Regions from separate parts of the Homo sapiens genome. Here region 1 is linked to region 2. The links are chromatin loops, found by intact Hi-C in ENCODE. Cell type or tissue: thyroid gland. All regions are shown on one strand. Links, peaks and the distances in the headings refer to the core of each region. The heading gives the core; the rest is flanking DNA. Region 1 has its middle 94 kb from the start of RHOU. Region 2 has its middle 170 kb from the start of LINC02815.

Region 1 (8,974 bases), core at 2,265-4,764, 160 kb after region 2:
CAGGCTGAACATTTGCAGGGGTCTTTCAGGCTTTCTCTTTGGAGAGGGCAAACTGAGGTTTCCCCAAATGACACGTTAGTTTTGTTCTTACAGCCTTGGGGTTAGCAAATTCTATGTCATGTGCCAAGATTCTGAGCCTTCTCCCCGAACCTGAGAAGGGAGGCAGGGAGGGCAGTGGCCGTGGCTCCTCCCAGTGAAGGAGGAGGGAGTAAAATCCTCCGTGAGCTCCCAGAACTGATGCCGGCTCTCCAAACGCGATGGAGAGTGGGACAGCACCGTACAGGAGCTGAAGGCAGTCAGATGTAAACTCTGTCAGGCTGCAGCAGCCTCAGCCCTCCTTTGGGCTGTTTGTGTCTCTGCATCATGTCTTCTTGTACTCAAACACATACATGTGTATGCACATGCTCACACAAACGTGTGTTACACATGGGCTCACATAGGCACACCGTTGTACACACACGTATGCAAAAACACACGTACATATACACTCATGCAAGCAAACACACACTCTGATGCCACAGGCACCTGTGTTCTCATATTTTACATCTTTTCATACTCTGAATACATGCATACAGACACACATGTACACACAAGATCACACAGCACACACACTTCTGTTTACACATATGTTTACATAAGTACACACATACCCTTGGTAGGGGAAATGGCAGAGATGGGCATGAGCGCACAGAGCTGAGCAGAGAGAGGCAGAGCACCTGGTTGTGTCTACAAAGGCAATCTGCACAGGCGGCCCAAGTCGAGGATCTAGGTCAGGTAACGTTCATGGAATCCCAGCTCCACTATGGGCCAGCTCAGTATTGTTGGGTTAGTAACTTAATCTGAGGTCCGGTTTCTTTTTCTCTAAAGTGAAAATGACACTATCTACTCATAGGATTTTGTTTTTCCTGGGGGATTAAATGAAATGGTATATGTTGGAGCTCTTTGTAGATTGCATTGCCATGAAAATCACAGAGGAGCCAAGGAAAAGGAAAGACATGCATCCCTATTTACCCCTATCAGAAGATCCTTGCAGATTTTGAACCAAGGATAAAAAGTTAATGAAAGCCCTACAATCAAAGGACATAGCTCTATCTAAAGCTCAGAACCACCCCATCTGTTTGCATGCTATTGTTAATCTTTGTACATCACCTGGTGAGGGAAGATGTGCCTTCACGGGTGTGAGACCTCGAACTGATTGGAAATGACCGTCCATTATATAACAACACAGAGTTACAAAACATACAAAAACATGCAGTCTTTATTTGAAATTTTGGTGCTGTGTTCATCATGGATTATTTTTTTTTAAACAGGGTCTTGCTGCTCTCTCACCCAGGCTGGAGTACATAGGTGTCATCAGCGTTTACTGCAGCCTTAACCTCCCTGGCTCAAGTGATCCTCCCACCTCAGCCCCCCAAGTAGCTGGGACTACAGGCACATGCCACCACGCCTGGCTAGTTTTTGTATTTTTTGTGGAGATGGGGTTTCTCCATGTTGCCCAGGCTAGTCTCAAACTCTTAGGCTCAAGTGATCTTCCCACCTCCATCTCCCAAAGTTCTGGGAATACAGGCAAGAGCTACCATGTCTGGCTCATCATGGATTTGTTAAATTATTTGTACAAAAATAATTTTATTTTTAAAACATATTGAATTAAGATATTATTTATCTCGATTACTAAGTTCTTTGGTGCCCCCTTAAATTTTGCCCGGGAACCCCAGTACCTCTTCGCTTCCCCCAGCTTCAGGCCTGGTGAACTGCAGGTGCGTGTTACTCATCATCCTCGTGTTTGACTTCAGTACATCTTCTGGGCAGCCAAGTCACTCTATCTTTGCTCCCTATCTGCCCTATCTATAAAACAAAAAACTATTGCAAAGAGTATAAAAGAAATTAGAAAGCAGGTCCTTGGTGTCTAGGACCTTACAATTTGATTGAAAAGCCAACCTGATTCAAGCCACTGAGCTGCACAAGATGGTGCAGTACAAACTATTCTTGTACACTTTTGTAGGAATCAAGACTAGAAGGAAGAATTCTGGGTGCCACAGTCCCTCTCTAACAGGTTGATCAAATTGAACGTTAAATGAAATACACATTTGGATTAGCACAAAAAAATGGAGAGACATTTTCAACAGAGGAACATTGCACGGCTGAGATGGTTTGTGCCTCCTTTCCTCCGGCTCTGGGGCAGATTTCAGTTCTAAATAACGCTGGGTACACAAAAGCGATGGCGGTCAGAGTTCTTGCTCTAGAAAGAAGGGTTCAAATACCCTCAGTTGCTCATGAAACCTCACAGCAACTGGCAATATTTTTTTTGGGGCCATTTTGGCCATTTCAGCAACAGACCTTAAAAATGGATCTTGATTTTATGTGTTTTTTTTTTTTTTTTTTTTACCACAATCATAAAAGAAAGGTAGAGGGAGACAAGGAGGATGAGAGGGATCTTTCTGGTCACAGTTATAGCTAAAGGAGCCCAGGAGATGCGACAACTCCACATAGCGAGGTATTCTAGATGAAGACTGGAACATGGTAAGGACCCGAGGTAAAAACTAAGGGAATCTGAAAATAGACTTTAGTTAATAATAATGTATCAATCTGGGCTCATTAGTACTCTACTGATGAAGGATGTTAATAGGGTTAACTGTAAGGAGGTACATGGAGACTTTGTAACTTTTCTGTAAATCTAAAACTATTCTAAAATTAGAAGTTTATTAAAACAAACAAAAAGGTTTTGGTGGCTCAGTAAGATTAGAATCAGGAAGAGGGATAAAAATGTGTCCTACAGGTACCAAAGGTCACAGTAACTTGGGCTAAAGGCTCTTTTCCAAACCTCCCCAGAGGAGGACACGTGTGGGGGCATGATGAGGCGGCCCGGACAACAATGAACGCTTGGAGAAGGAGTCCAGTAAAACCTCAGGTAATTAACCACAGCTAGGGTGTTCTGAGCTGAAAATGACTCATACAGAAATCTCCCAGACCAAAGCACAGGATGTCATAGGCAAAGCAGAGTTCCTGCTGCCCCAGCAAAGGCCTGCGAGCTCCCAGGGCTGGCCCTGGAGGCTCCGGGATCGCCTGGACTCAGTTTACCCCCTGCCTCCTTGGCCCAGTCCCAAAGTAGAAGAGCATAGGGCTGATAAGCCTCAAAATGGAATTAAAATGAGGAGTAATTAGAGTAACAGCATAGCTCAGGGCACATGGAAATTCTACAGAAGCATGGTCCCATCCCAGCCTCTGGGGCCCCACTGTGTTTATTTAAGTTTCTTTATTTGGAAAACCATGGCAAGTCAGGGGCCCTCAAGCACTTAGATGAAAACACAGAATGTCATACTAAAAGCACAACCTGTGTGTTGATGTGCACACACACAGATGCATGCCCACACTCATGCACACACATATTGCCAGGCCTAGCGTGCACAAGCCGACAGTTCTGGACACGCAGAGAAAGGCCCACCAGCACCAGTCCTCTGCTCCTGCACCCCGCAGAGGGAACCTGCGCTGTGCGCGCCACTCACAGGCTTCCCCTACAGGGCACACCACTGCACACCACGTGTGTTTGCCTTTGGTTTCTCAGAACCCCGAAGAAAGTGCAGAGCTAGTCAGCTGAAGTCTGTGTTTATTCTTTCCATCTGATTGGGAAGTTTCCTGAGTACCCCATGCGAAACAGTGCTCCCTGGAAAGCAGTCAGAGCCCAGGAGCCAGAGCACAGAACCCCACCATCCAGGGAGGCAGCCCGCAAACAATCGCAGCCAACAGGCCCATGTGATTTCACAGCAGCCAGATGGAGACAAACCACTCAACTCGGCAAAGAGCCCAGCAGGCTGCCCGCCTGCAACCTACTGGGCAAGGCACAAACAGCCAGGTGAGGTGTTCTGAGCCCCAGCACTCTAGGGGCTGGTTGGTCAAGACCCACAGAACCAGAATGACAGGCCCCTGGCCCACTTCCCACAGGCCCTGCATCATCACCTCAGGGACACAGTCCAGAGGAATTGGTGTTGGCAACTCACTTCAGCACCTTGCCTCCCTCCAACTCCAGTTCTCTCTTCTCCAACGCTAACTGAAGCGTTTCACTTTGGACTCCCTGAAATGTCTTTCATCCCACCCTTATTCCACCTTCTGAAGCTACCAAATAGTGAATTTATTCTGTGCACTGCATGAGGGCTCCTTGTAGGGTTTGATTTTCTCCAGAGTCTTCTTTTCTCCAGCCTGGCTTCACTTTCTGTGACCATTTTGTTTACCTCTTCTGGATGCCTTGATTTATCAACATCCCTTAAAACTAAAAATACTGTTTTTAAAGCACAGTTTGGAGTTTAGAAGGGGATCAATGTCAAGGAAATTTATCTATCCCATTGCTATGGTTTGGGTATTTGTCCCCTCCAAATCTCATGTTGAAATTTGATCCCCAATGTTGGAGGTGGGGCCTAATGGGAGGTGTTTGGGTCATGGGGGCGGATCCCTCGGGAATAGATTAATGCCCTCCCTTCAAGGCGAGTGAGTTCTCATTAGTTTCTGCGACAGCTGGTTGTTGGAAATAGCCTGGCACCTTCCTCCCCTCTGTCTTTCTTCCTGTCTGGCCATGTGATCTCTGCACACTCTGGCTCCTCTTCACCTTCTGCCATGAGTGGAAGCTCCCTGAGTCCTCACCAGAAGCAGATGCTCCTGTCATGCTTCTAGTACAGTCTGCAGAACTGAGGGCCAAATAAACCTCTTTACATATATATATATATATATATATATATATATATATATATATATATACACACACACACACATTATCCTGGCTCAGGTATTCCTTTATAGCAATACAAACGAATTAAGACACCTGTTCTGACTTTTCCTTTTTAAATACTATTTGATAACAAATAGGAATTTTAATTTCTAATTAACAATGAGAAAATTCAAGTCCATGACCTTCCTAATTCTATCATTCCTTCTGCATTTATTACCTGCATTCTTCTGTCAAGCAGAGCTTTCCTTTATCAACTGAAGTTATTTGGCTACCATAAAGTATATTTCCCATTGGAAGGGCAAGATTAACGATTATTATTCTTACACGACCTTCAGATAAGAAATTGATTATTTGCTGCAACAAATAGTGTGAATGGAGGACTTTCTTCTCTCTCCTTCTCTCAGTGATTAGTATATGATTGTTATAGATTCATAGATTTTCTCCATTTTAGAAATGGAGAAGTCATAAAGCTAGGAGAGATTTTCGTCTTTCTTCTTTTTCCTTTTTTTTTTTTTTCTTTGAGTTGGTGTCTCTCTCTGTTGCCCAGGCTGGAGTACTGTGGCCCGATCTCAGCTCACTACAACTTCTTCCTCTCAGGCTCAAGGAATTTTCGTGCCTCAAACTCCTGAAACAGCTAGGATTACAGGTGCACATGACCATGCCCAGCTAATTTTTTGTATTTTTATTTTTTATTTTTTGTGTAGAAGGGGTTTTGCCATGTTGGTCAGGCTGGTCTCAAAGTCCCGACCTCAAGTGATTTGCCTGCCTTGGCCTCCCAAAGTGCTGGGATTACAGGCATGAGCCACCACACCCAGCCAGTTTCCTCTTCCACTGTGATGTAGCTAATAAGTGGCAGAGCTGGGACTAGAACCCAGGCCGGTCTAACACCAAGACCAATCTCCTAACCATTATACTCTCCTGCTTCCTCGTAGCCTTTTTTTCTTTCTTTTTTTTTTTTTATCTTTAAGTTTCCAAATATTGAGTTTGAAAGTACAAGTTCTTGCAGTTCATTTGGTTAATCCTAGACCCAGATACCTAAGTTAATGTCCCCTTTGTGGAGTATTGCCTATTCTGGGATTTCATTTACTCTTAATCATCATTCTATTCTTCCCCATTTTCAAAATCATGCTCATTGATAGGGGAGAAAGAAGCAAAACAGAAACTGAGAGACTCTGGTTTTTTTTTTTGGTTAACATTGCATTTCTTTCCCAATCAGTAACCTACCCCTTTCTCATTCATCTTTTTTTTCTATGAACAGAGCTATATATGTCCCAAATACAATCCAGAGAACTAAAAGAACTTCCAGATAAGATACACATTCCCTTCTTCTCCCAAATAGTTCTCCACTGCAATCCCACCAGCAGCTTCACGGATTTACTCTAATCCAGAGTTCCTTCTCTCTTCTCAGTTCTACTTAATTTCTTTTGAAGTACCTAAACCTTTCCACATAGTATATATTTGTTTCATATAATAGCAAGTAATATTTTTTCTACTTCAAATTATCAACTTCTGTATCTGTTTATGCTGACTGTAAAGCAGACTATCTCCCAGTTCTAGGATAAGAAGAGAGGGGGGCTTGATATCTACATTTTTTGTTGTTGAAATAAAATCACAAATATGAGTCACTAGTAAATAAACAGTTAATCAACTCATGTATTTGTGGGTTAAATAAAATCATGTTGACTGGATATAAGTCAATTATTTAGAACATTAATATTAAACAATAGCTAACACCTTGTCTTCACGTACTATGTATGAGTTATCAAAATAAGTCCCTTGCAGGGCACGGTGGCTCACGCCTGTAATCCTAGCACTTTGGGAGGCTGAGGCGGGCGGACTGCCTGAGTTCAGGAGTTTGAGAACAGCCTGGAGAACACGGTGAAAGCCCGTCTCTATTAAAATACAAAAAATTAGCTGGGCATGGCAGTGTGAGCCTGTAGTCCCAGCTACTTGGGAGGCTGAGGCAGGAGAACTGCTCGAACCCAGGAGGCAGAGGTTGCAGTGAGCCGAGATCGTGCCACTGCACCCCACCCTGGCGACAGGGCAAGACTCTATCTCAAAAAAAAAAAAGTCCTTTACCTGAATTATCTCATTTTATTCTTACAGCAACCCTTTCAGATGAGTATTTTAACATCCCCACTTTAAAAGATGAGAAAACCAAGGCTTAGGAAGTCTAAAAAATGACCCACAGCTGGTAGGTAGCAGAGCCAGCATTCAAAACCAAGTCCCTTTGATTTCGGAGCCCACACTTTTAACCACACCCTGTAACACTATCCCTTTGCTACTTGGAATACGTTAGCCAATGGAAAGGGGTCTTGTGACATAAAGCCACTCACGTACAATACTGTCACATGAATTCTGAGAAGCAGACTTCCAGTTTCAGTAAGGATGAGTATCTTGGGGCTGATTAATGCTCTTGCCAAAAGTAACTTAGAAAGCTGGATAAAATATTTTAAAAATTATTTTCCATGCATCAAAGAGTCACTGAAGTGAAGGGGACTAGAGGGTCCGAGATTCTAAGGAGGGAGGACCCATGTAGAAGTGAGCTGACTTTGTGCAGCTACATTAACCCTTGTGGCATTTGCTGATTCTGGGAACCAGTTATGAACTGAGAATCTGGGCTCTGCATAGGCAAAGGCTGCTTCAGGGGACAGAGGGTCGGCAGAGTTTTGGGAATTTTTCATTTACACTTGAAGGACCAATTATTTGGATGAGAATGAAAGGGCAGAGAAGTGGGCTTATCCCACTGCCTGGCTTCCTCTAAAAAAATTCCTCAAAATCTGAAGCTAGGCAGAGCAGAAAGTTAAAAGTAAGCAGACATCTCAGAAAGATGAAGTAGACCTCCATCATTCTTATTCTTTCTGCTAAGTACAACTAAAAGCCCAAGACAGTAAACACAAATAAGACAAACCTAAGAAGACTTCAAAAGGTGGAGAGAGGAAGGCAGATGAGTTAGGGACCTTAGGACCTAACAAATAACATGGTGATAAAATCCCTAGGTTTGTTTTGATTGTTTTAGTTTTCTGTTAATTAGTTTGTTTGCCTCATGTATTCCATAATTGGTGCTGAAGAAGCCAGAAATCCAGAAATGCCAATGAACACGGACAAAAAGAAGTTCCAACAAAAGCCTGTTCTCTCTAGCCAAAGAGCCAGGAAACGGCAGCCTCGCAAGACAGGAAACACTTAGTTAATAATCACTCAACCTCAGCCAAACACTATAGAAAAAACATCCATGGTCTTACCCTCCCTCACTCACACCACCAAAGACCGAGTGGGGAGTCTAGACTTCACCCTGGCCAGGCTATCACAAGGTGCCCCAAAACTCCCACAGGGGTAGTACCAGAGAAGGCCAAGTAAGGAGCTAAGACTTGAATCCCCACTGGCTGGTGTGAAATCCCTTCTTCTCCCACAGCATCAGTGGTAACCACATGGGGAGACTAGATGTTCACCCTACATGGCAGTCTTGAAACACCTCCTCTTGGGTGTCAACAGAGGCCAAATGGGAACCTGAACTTCTCTACTCCAGCGGGCAATACTGAGGCAGAATTGAGTGTCAGAGAAATCCAGGTAATGTAGGAGGTTTAGATGAGATCCAGAGTATCATAACATCAGATGAAGCTATATAGATTCTCATTGAAAATCACCTGTCATACTAAGAGCCAGGAAGATCTCAAACTGAATAAAAAAAGACAATCAGTAGATGTCAACACTGGGATGACAGATGTGTTAGAATTCCCCAACAAAGATGTTAAAGTAGTCATCATAAAAGTGCTTCAATAGTACATGAAAGTGAGAATGTATTTAATGCCACTAACTGTACACTTTAAAAAGTGTACTTGGAAACTACACAACACACTTCTAAAATGGTTAGAATGTATTTTATCATAATTTAAAAACTTCTAAGAGCTTCAGCAAGCAATTATGAACATACTTGAAACAAATAAAAAATAGGAAGCCTCAGCCATAGAGGATATAATCGGAAAATTTAAAACTGAAAAACACAATAACTGAAATGAAAAGCTCAGTGAATGGGTTCAAAGAATAATGGAAAGAGCAGAGAAAGAATCAGTGACCTGGATGTTAGAACAATACAAAGCTCCTAATCTTTACAAGAGAGAAAACTGACTGAGAAAAAATGAATAGAGGATCAGAGACTTGTGGGATTATAACAAAATATCTAAGATTTATGTCATCAGAGTTCTGGAAAGAAAAGAGAAAGAGGGCAGGACTGAAAACATACTCAGAAAAATAATGGCT
Region 2 (8,974 bases), core at 2,871-5,370:
TAGTTAGGCCTTTCATTTATTTCAACAATGTTTTGTAGTCATCAGTGTATAAGTCTTGTATTTTTTGGTTAAGTTTATTCTAAGAAATGTGTCCCTTTTGATACTACTATAAATGAAATTGTTTTTAATTTCATTTTTTTAAATTGATAAGTAGTAATTACATATATTTATGGAGTATGATGTAAAGTTTTGATATATTTGGACATTGCGGAATGATTAAATCAAGCTAATTAACATACCTAACATCTCACATACTTACCATTTTTTTGTGATGAGAACATTTACAATTTACTTTCTTAGCAATTTGAAATATACATTATTATTAACTATAGTCACCGTGCTGTGCAATATATCTAAAAACTTATTTCTCCTATTTAAGTGAAACTTTCTACCTTTTAACCAATGTCTCCCCCAGGAAGCCAGCTTCTGGTAACCATCATTCTACTCTCTATTTCTATAAGTTCGACTTTTTGTTTTTAGATTCCACATATAAGTGAGAATATGCAGTATTTATCCTTCTGCGCCTAGCTTATTTCACTTAACATAATGTCCTCCACATTCATCCATGTGGCCACAAATGAAAGAATTTCCTTCTTTTTAAAGGATGAATAATGCTCCATTGTGTTTGTATGCTGCGTTTTCTTTGTCCATTCATTTGTTGATGAACACTTAGGTTGATTTCATATCTTGGCTATTGTGAGTAATGCTGCAGTGAATATGGGGGTGCACATAACTCTTTGATATGCTGATTTCAATTCCTTTGGGCGTATACCCAGAAGTGGGATTGCTGGATCATATGGTAGTTCTATTTTTAGTTTTTTGAGAAATCTCCATACGGTCTTCCATAATGTCTGTACTAATTTACATTCCCAACAACAGTGTGCGAGGGATCCCTTTTTTCCACATTCTCACCAACAGTTTATCTTTCGTCTTTTTATAATGGCCATCACAGTATATTGTGCCACTGCTGACGTTTCTGTTCAGTTACCTTATTGGTCAGCTAATGATTTGCCAGAAATTTCTTTAAATGCTTTGAGCCAGTAGATCTTCCACCCTTTGCCAAGGGGCCCCGGGTGTGCTGGGGCATCTCTTCAATGCTCAGTTTACAACCCTGCTTTAACCTTTACTTCTTGTTTGTGCAGAGCCTTATGGTTAGCCAGAGATTGGGTGAGCTGAGAGACTGGGACCTTCTTGGGTCTTTTCTGGGCTTGTGCACAACCCTGCACACATGCATAGATAGCCTTTTAGATCCCTGGGAATATGTCAGAGCTTTTCAAAGCCCCACAGGGAAACATCATTCCCCAGCTATTCCTGTTACATTTTTGGCCAGACTCTTGATTGTCCCACCTGACAGTGCAGCCTCAGGCAGCTGCAGTGATACACAATTGCTGCTGATGGTTTTTGACCAATCCCCTGGGTATAGAGTTTTTCTTCAGAGTGAACTCTGTTAGGCCAAATTTCAACAATGCCTGGTAAATGGGACTTCTCCAGAAGTCGGAAGGACAGCTAAATAATGACAATGCTTTGCAGATGGGACATTTTGAGGAGCTTCAAACCCAGTCTATTTCCTCTGGTGGCTGCAAAGTTGCTGGTTTTTACCATTCCTGTGGTTGTGAGGCTGCTAGTTATCATGGCTAACAGGGGCTGGGTAGAATGGGATGGGAATAGGCCAAGTTCAAGTGTCACAAACCTTTCTGCTCTTACCAAGGTTCAACAGTTTTTCCTGAATAAACGCCCTCAGATTGTTGCCAGCCTTTGGTTAATTTCCAGAGTTCTGAAACAGTTTATTTTGACCATTTCCTAGTGTTTCTGTTATTTTAATGGGAGAGTAGGCTTATGGAGGGCCTCACTCTGCCATTCTGTAACTCCTGCACCTCTTCCATTCTTAAACAGGACCATTCCTATTTGGTTGCATTGGAAAACTATATCAAAACAACATTTTCTCTCCAAAGTCATTTTGGCAAAACCTCTGACCAACCAGAGATATGGGTGAAGAATATTCCATGGTCAAATAAATTCAGAAACTATCCTTTGCTCTACCTTATTCTTGGAGAGTCCCAGTGCATGTTAGCATTCGAGAGTGGGAGAGGTCCTGCTGTAAAGAATCCATTTAGTTCTGCTTACCAAAGGTTTCCTAAACATATTTGCCTGTATAACTGTCTTGTTTTACTTTGTTTCATTTGCTTAACACGTCTTAATTAGTGCTTCTCAGAGTCTGCTAAACTAACCTTAAAGGTGAACTCCGGGCCAAGTGTTTGGCCCACTTTTCAGAACTAACACCTCAGGAGTCGGGTATCTGATGAGAATTGTCAGGGTCCCCATGAAATACAGCTGTAGTACTTTTGCCTTTATTTCTATTTTCTTTATACTTCATCTGATGTCTAAAGAGGTGACTATGTTTTTTTCAGGTTTGGAGATGTGAGTCCAGCTAATTTACTTGTTTCAGCTCCATTGTGAATATGCTGTGTGATCTAAGAAAGTTGCTTTATCTATTGTGGTTTTCTTTCCTTTCGCCAAAGAAAGGATCTGCGAACTCATCTCCTGGAATAAGGAAGTGCAAAAAACTTTGCGGTGCAACGTATGGGTTTCATCTTCTTCAGGCCCCTCAATCAATAATGGATTCTAAGAAACCACGCAGACTTGGAACGCCACAGAATCAGTGATCCCAGTCATATGCATGCACATGCATACATGCACACACACGCGTGTATACAACACCCAGTGGGTGTGGTGAGCCCAGCAGGGCTGGGGTGGCAGGAGTCCCCAGCAGGTTGCCTCCATCTGAGAGCAGCCTTGTCCCTTTGCGACAGGGGTGGTGCAGAGATAATTCTTTCCTCTGACGGCCTTGACCTGAGTAAGCCTGGGCAGCCCTGGCCTGGGAGGCTTGCGAGCATCCCCACCGTCACTGGTGAAGGGCTCTGGGATAGAGAGTCAGGAAATTGGTTCTTGTTCTGCCTTTGTCACTCTTCTGGAAAAGTCACCTCACTTTCCTGGGTCTTCGTCATAGACCCAGGAAATGAAGACATTGAACGTTATGACTGCCACAGTCCTTGCCAGCTCCGGAGTTCCTTGAATTTTATGATACAGGATGTCTTCCTAGTGCAAGAGGTCCCAGTGTCATGCATGGCCGTGGTCCCATCAAGGGCCTCCTAACTTCCCCCAGCTCTTGTCAGGCCTGCACAGGGCAGGCTTCCAGAAAACAGCCTCCTTTCTGGCTTCTGTCAGCACAGCAGTTGTGAACTTCCTGCCATGTGGCTCATAGCTTCAATGTCTGGGCCAAATGTGGAGAAAGGGCAAGCAGAGAAGGCCTGCAAGGAGGAAGCTGAGGGACTGGCACTGGCTCCCACTTCCTTCTTATCTGTGGGTGAGGCACAGAAAGCCCCCGGCCCTCCCCTGCCAGGGTGCGGTGTGTGGGCCCCTGATCGGCAAGGCCTCCACATCACTACCACCTTACCACCTTGGCCTCCACGTGTTTCAGAGCCGGCTCCCTTCCCATGGCCTTTCCACTCCACCCCACCCCACCCCCAGCTCTGACATCAAAGCAGTGGGCTCTGGAGCTCTGAGGATGTCCCAGGCTGTTCACACAGAGGCCATTCCACATTTTACAGCTCTAATTGGTTTTGTAACTGCAGTGAGTTGATGAGAAACACACCCGCTCACACGTAGAAGACAGGGAGCACTACAAACTTTGCTTATTTTGCAAATGCAATGAAGCAAGACAGCAGTGTCACTGCCAACATCTGACTGATCAAGAGTGTCCATGGCATTTTTCCAGAGAGACAGCTGGGCCTGCGATGGCCTTGCAGGGCCCCAGATGCTCTGTGGGGTGCTCCAGTGTCCCTCCCTCACTTGTTTACCCGTGAATGCGCCACATCCTGCCTGGGGCTGGTCAGGTGAGGCTGGAGGACTTCATGGCGGCAGGCTCAGCCTGATAATCCCAGGCCAGCGGGTGGTGCTAGGGTCAGGCTGCACATGGACAGGAGGATGAGAGGGCATGGGCAGTCACCGCAGATGGGGCCAGCTTGGGCCTGGCACACTGCAGGTGTTCAGTTGAGACTGGTTAAAAAGTCCTCTTGCTAGAGCTCCTGACTCTTCTTGGTGCTAACAGGCACCTCCGGCTTGTCCTGTCCATAACCCACGCTTGTTTTCTGCGCCAGCCCACCCTAACCTCCTCCATCTTTCCATTTCAGTGAATGGCACCACCCCCTACCAGAGCTGAGAGAAAAGCCTACCAGCTCCCCATCTCTGGGGACATCAGAACAGTGGCGTCCATGCTATCAGCACCTCCTCCTGCAGCCGCCAAAGAGTCTCCTCATTTTCCCTTTCGTCCCTGCAGTCTGTTCTCCAAAAACAGCAGGAGCAAGCTTTCACAAATGGGAGTCAGGTTATGCAGCTTTCCTGCCTAAAATCCTCGGCTGGCTTCCCATGGCTCTTGAATAAAATCTCAGCTCCTCGCCACAGTCTAAAGGCCCTGACTTCCTACCTAACTTCTTTCATTTTTGCCGTGAGTCCGTTTGATCCAGCCTGTGGGACTGCTGTCTGTCCTCAAGGGCATGAACACGGTGCTGCTGAAGGACTTTTGCATGTACTCTTTGTCTGCCTAGAATGCTCTGCCCTCCGTGTTTTCAAGACCCGCCTGTCCTCCTCCCTTCCTCGGAGGAGTCCCTTACCACCCAATGGGAGGGCATCACTCCATCTCATCCGTGCTGCCAAATACTTCCCATTCTACTATTTGCAACCATTACCATCCAACATTTAGATAACCATTTTTATAGTTTTTGTTGTTGATTTGTTTATAATTAACCTCCCCTACAAGAATGAAAGCTTCTAGGTTGTCTTGTTGGCCACAGTGCCTAGAACAATGCCTGGCACCCATCAGTGCTTAACACGTGTTGACTGAATGGAGCTGGGCCTGTTCCACTTTCATAAGTCACCCCAGTAGGAATTCCAACCATGTGGAGAGTAATGACTCCATCCCAGGGTTCACAGAGACCATGGCGGGTTGAAGTGGGTCACTTCGGACTTCAGCAGAAACTCGACAGCTCCCTGTGAGCATGCCTGTGGCCACACTGGTGAGGCTCCACCCTCACTATGGACCAGCAGCACATGAGGGGCCAGCCGAGGTCACCAGGCCCTCCCTCCTCTCCTGCCAGCTGAGCCTCCCTGCATGTGGGTGGGACCATGAGGGATGTTTGCGAGTAGAGAAAAGGAAGAGGCAAGATGAAGACTAGCTCAGAAATGTGACTGTTTTCTTTTTGTTTACCTCTATTTTCTGATAATTATATAGTGATCATGTATGTCTTTCATAATTAAAAAATCATTGTAAAAAATTATTCTAGTAGATTAATAGTATCAGAAGAGACAGAGAGCTAGAAATAACAATTTACCTTTAAAATATCTTGAAAATGGACTGCAACCATGTGCAATGATCCAACCCTCTAGCTCAGGAGTCGGCCGCCCACAGCCCACCACCTGTTTTGTAAATAAAATTGTATTGGAACACAGCCATGCTCATCCTATAGATGCCTTCTAACTCTATCACGTTAGAGTTGACTTGTTGCGACAAAGACCCCGAGGCCTGCAACAGCCTGAAATGTAGACCACCTGGCTCTTTGCAGGAAAAGCTTGCTGGCTCCTGCCCTAGAGAGTACCCTGCTCTCCGCGTTTACCGGGGTGCGGGGGAGGTCCCTCCACAATGCCAGCACAGGCAGCCTGCAGCTCCTGCTGTGTCCTCTGCCCGTTTGGTGTATCTGTGTGTCTCTCTGCTGAAGGTCAGAAACTAGATTCATCTTTATATTTTTATAAGGCCTGGCACATTTTTTACCTTAAATGAGTCCATATTATGAAAATATTTCTGTTCTGCTTGAGTAAGGAAGTCTCAGCTGATGTCCCACCCTCCAACAGTCATGCGTGGCCACAGAGTTGGGGATCCTCCCGCTGAGTGCTGCACAGAGACCCCCATAGCTGCCTCTTTTGCAACTCCTCACTGTCTGGTGGCAGGGGCACCCTGTCTCTGAAAGCTCTTGGCCACACGGGACGGCTGGAGGTTGCCCCTCCACAGCACCCCTCCCTGACCCTGCTCAAGACTGCCCTGGAAAGGCCTCTTCAGAGCCAGGTAGCACCCCCCAGGAACAGGAGACAGTAAATACCCACCAGTCAGGATAAGCCAGGGTAGGGGTGGGCAGTCTGGATTAGGATTTGCATTTTTAAAGAAATTTCATTTTGTTCCTTTCACACAAAAGCACCTGGCCTTATGCTTATGAAACATTGCTGAGAAAGCACCATGCTGAGCATGAAATGAAAAGCATAAATTCATTTGTAATTTGCAGCCAGCATCAATGGCACAAAACAGGCAGCCTGGTCCAGTGTGTTTAATTGGCCCCCTGTCAGATGTGTATATCATGAAGTAGCTTTTAACACTCTCTTTGTATGTAACATAAGGGCAAATAACAGCAGAGCGTAGCTTCCTGATAAACCAAAGGATCACAATTCCAGGCTAGCAGAATTTAATTAGGGAGGATATGAATGCAGCAATAGACCCAATAATTCATCTACTATGAGAAGGTGATGTGTGTCAAAGCTGGCCTCCGGAAGATACGAGTGTGTGTGTGCGCACGCACACGAATGATATGTCTGTGTTCGTGTGTGTGTGTGTGTGCACATGTGCCTGCGCCTGTGTGTGTGTATGCGTGTGGGGGGGGGTGGGGGGGGAGTGAGAGAGTCCAGCATTTTTCGACAAGGGAAGGAACTAACTGAGGTTGCCTGTGAACATCTGTCATCTTTACTCTTCACACTAGAGAAATGGGCATTTGACTTAAGACTGGCTGTTCCTCTTGAGCTGGGTGTGAAAGGGACAGAGCCTTCCTTTTCTTAGCAAAAGGTAGTAGGTTCACATTAAAATCATTTCCCAGAGAGCTAATGGTCCTCTCAGGTTAACGACTCAAGGCAAATTAACTCGTCTGGTCACTACTCCGTAGGGGACACAGGGTAGGGGATGTCTCATCTCTAGAGCTTAATTAAAGAACTGCAGGTGTCCTGGTCAGCTGGTGGTCACGTAGGCTTGACTAATGGTAATATTTTGTTCATTAAACTTCTGGAAGGAGACATAAGCACGATCCCTCACAATCCCTCAATCCCAAAATAAGCAGACCAGCGTTTACCATGTTCTCCACAAGTCTGATTCTTGGGGAGCTGCCAACTCTGGGCAAAAGCTCAACTTTGCTGGCTGGAGGTGCACAGCATGGCTTAGTAACAGAGCAGACGTCTGCCTGTCTGCCCTGCAGGACTCTTGGGGGTCTCTGCCCACTGCGCTCTCAGTGTCACAGGAGCGGGCAGTGCAGTGAGATGGGCCTCCCCATTCCACTCTTTTGGGAAAAGGCTTACCCCAGGCCTTGGGTAAGAAGCACGAACAATAAGATCTGCATTCGCTCTGTTTCTGTTCCTCTTCCTCTTTCCACCCCTCAGATTTGCAGGTCTCCAGGATGATTCTCAGACTGAGCTCCTAGGAAGCAGTTTAGACACAGGTTCCATCCGGACTCAGGATGGCTGAGCTGGGCCTGCGATCTGCGCTTTCATAGGGCGATGCTCAAGCGGGTGATCCACAGATCACACTGTGATGGCACTGCCTGATGCACAGACAGTCCTAAGAGCCCTCTGGGGTCTCCCCACGCGCCCATGTGCCGCCTGTCCTAGGGCACAACGGCCACCTGGCTGCCGGGCCTGGTAAAGCCTCCTCCGAGCTCCCGCACCATGTTCATGCTTCTCCTCATCACATTTCCCATCCGATATGCCTACTGCCTGACAGATCCCGTGACATTGCTTTAGAAACATTTTCTTTTAATTTTCACAACATATCCCACAAGATAGTTTTATCCTGATTTTCCCAAAGGGGGAACTATGACTCCAAGGTAAAGCAGCATGCCCAAGTTCAAACAGCTGCCAAGTGCAAGAGCTGAGTCTCAAGCTGTGACCCCCAAGATCCCTGCCCTCCACAGGGCAAAGTGGGAGCCTTCTGCATGTCTCTCCAGGCTCTGGGTCTGGCGGGACTTGTGCCTCCAGACTCAGCTCCCGCTGGGTGCACCAGCCTCCTGCACTTCCCCACTCTTATGAGCCATATTATGTCCCCCAGTAATTTATAGGCTGGAGTCCTAACCCCACATACCTCATAATTGGACTGTACTTGGAGACAGAGTCTTTAAGGAAATTCAGTTAAAATGAGGTAATGAGGGTGGGCCCTAGACTAATATGACCAGTGTCCTTATAAGAAGAGGAGATGAGGACACGGACATGCACAGAGGGAAGACCATGTGAGGACTCAGCAAGATGGCAGAGTGCTGTCTCCCTACAAGCCAAGGAGAGAGGCCTCAGGAGGAACCAAGCCTGCCAACACCTTGATTTTGGACTTCCAACCTCTAGAACTGTAAGATGGTACATCTCTATGGTTTACCACCCCCCAGTCTGCAGTGCTTTGTTACACAGCCAGAGCAGACTGAGACACTCCTCCTCACATGTGCTGCACCTTTGCCCACACCTGCCATCCCCATGCCTCAGTGCTCTTTCCACTCTCTTTGCTTGGTTAGCCTCTGCCAGTCTTTTGAGATTCATGAGGCATCTATTCTCCTCCAATCCTCTGGTTTGGGATTCCTTCTCTGAACACCTGTATGTAGCCCCCTGTGCATGGCGGTATCTTAGCAGACAGCAAATCATGATTGGTTGTGTGTCTGTCTCCCCAACTGGACCCCATGCTCTAGGAGAGCAGGGACTCTGTCATATACCACTGTGTGCCCAGCAGCTGGTGCAGGCCCTGGCGCATGATGCCAGACTGACATCAGTGGCACTATATGCTGAGTGCTGGGTCCTCACCGGAGCATATGCTGGAACCCAAGTTTCTCTGGGCTCATGAAGAGAAGTCCATCACATCTCTTGGCAGGATCCATAGGTGGCCACATTTCCTCCTTTCTTCCTCTTCATTTGG

What was found. A loop is a pair of places that touch in the nucleus more often than their neighbours do. Peaks named below come from ENCODE experiments on the same cell type or tissue, not always from the same donor. Only the 100,000 strongest peaks of a DNase experiment are listed, where the experiment ranks them.
Region 1: it touches region 2 in a loop (2.3-fold over the local background); 2 of 110 quality-filtered maps call a loop at or near these places.

Annotation. Positions count from the first base shown.
Region 1 is chr1:228,825,243-228,834,216 of GRCh38, reverse strand. No RefSeq gene overlaps it. Among named protein-coding and RNA genes, the nearest start is that of RHOU, 94 kb to the right of the region's middle. RefSeq lists a silencer at 2,971-3,020. In thyroid gland, for the core only: a CTCF peak has its summit at 3,789; a DNase peak (open chromatin) is centred at 3,846; H3K27ac peaks cover 2,113 bases.
Region 2 is chr1:228,984,954-228,993,927 of GRCh38, reverse strand. No RefSeq gene overlaps it. Among named protein-coding and RNA genes, the nearest start is that of LINC02815, 170 kb to the left of the region's middle. RefSeq lists an enhancer at 3,619-4,369. In thyroid gland, for the core only: no CTCF peak of the experiment used is centred there; DNase peaks (open chromatin) are centred at 3,257 and 3,807; H3K27ac peaks cover 2,500 bases.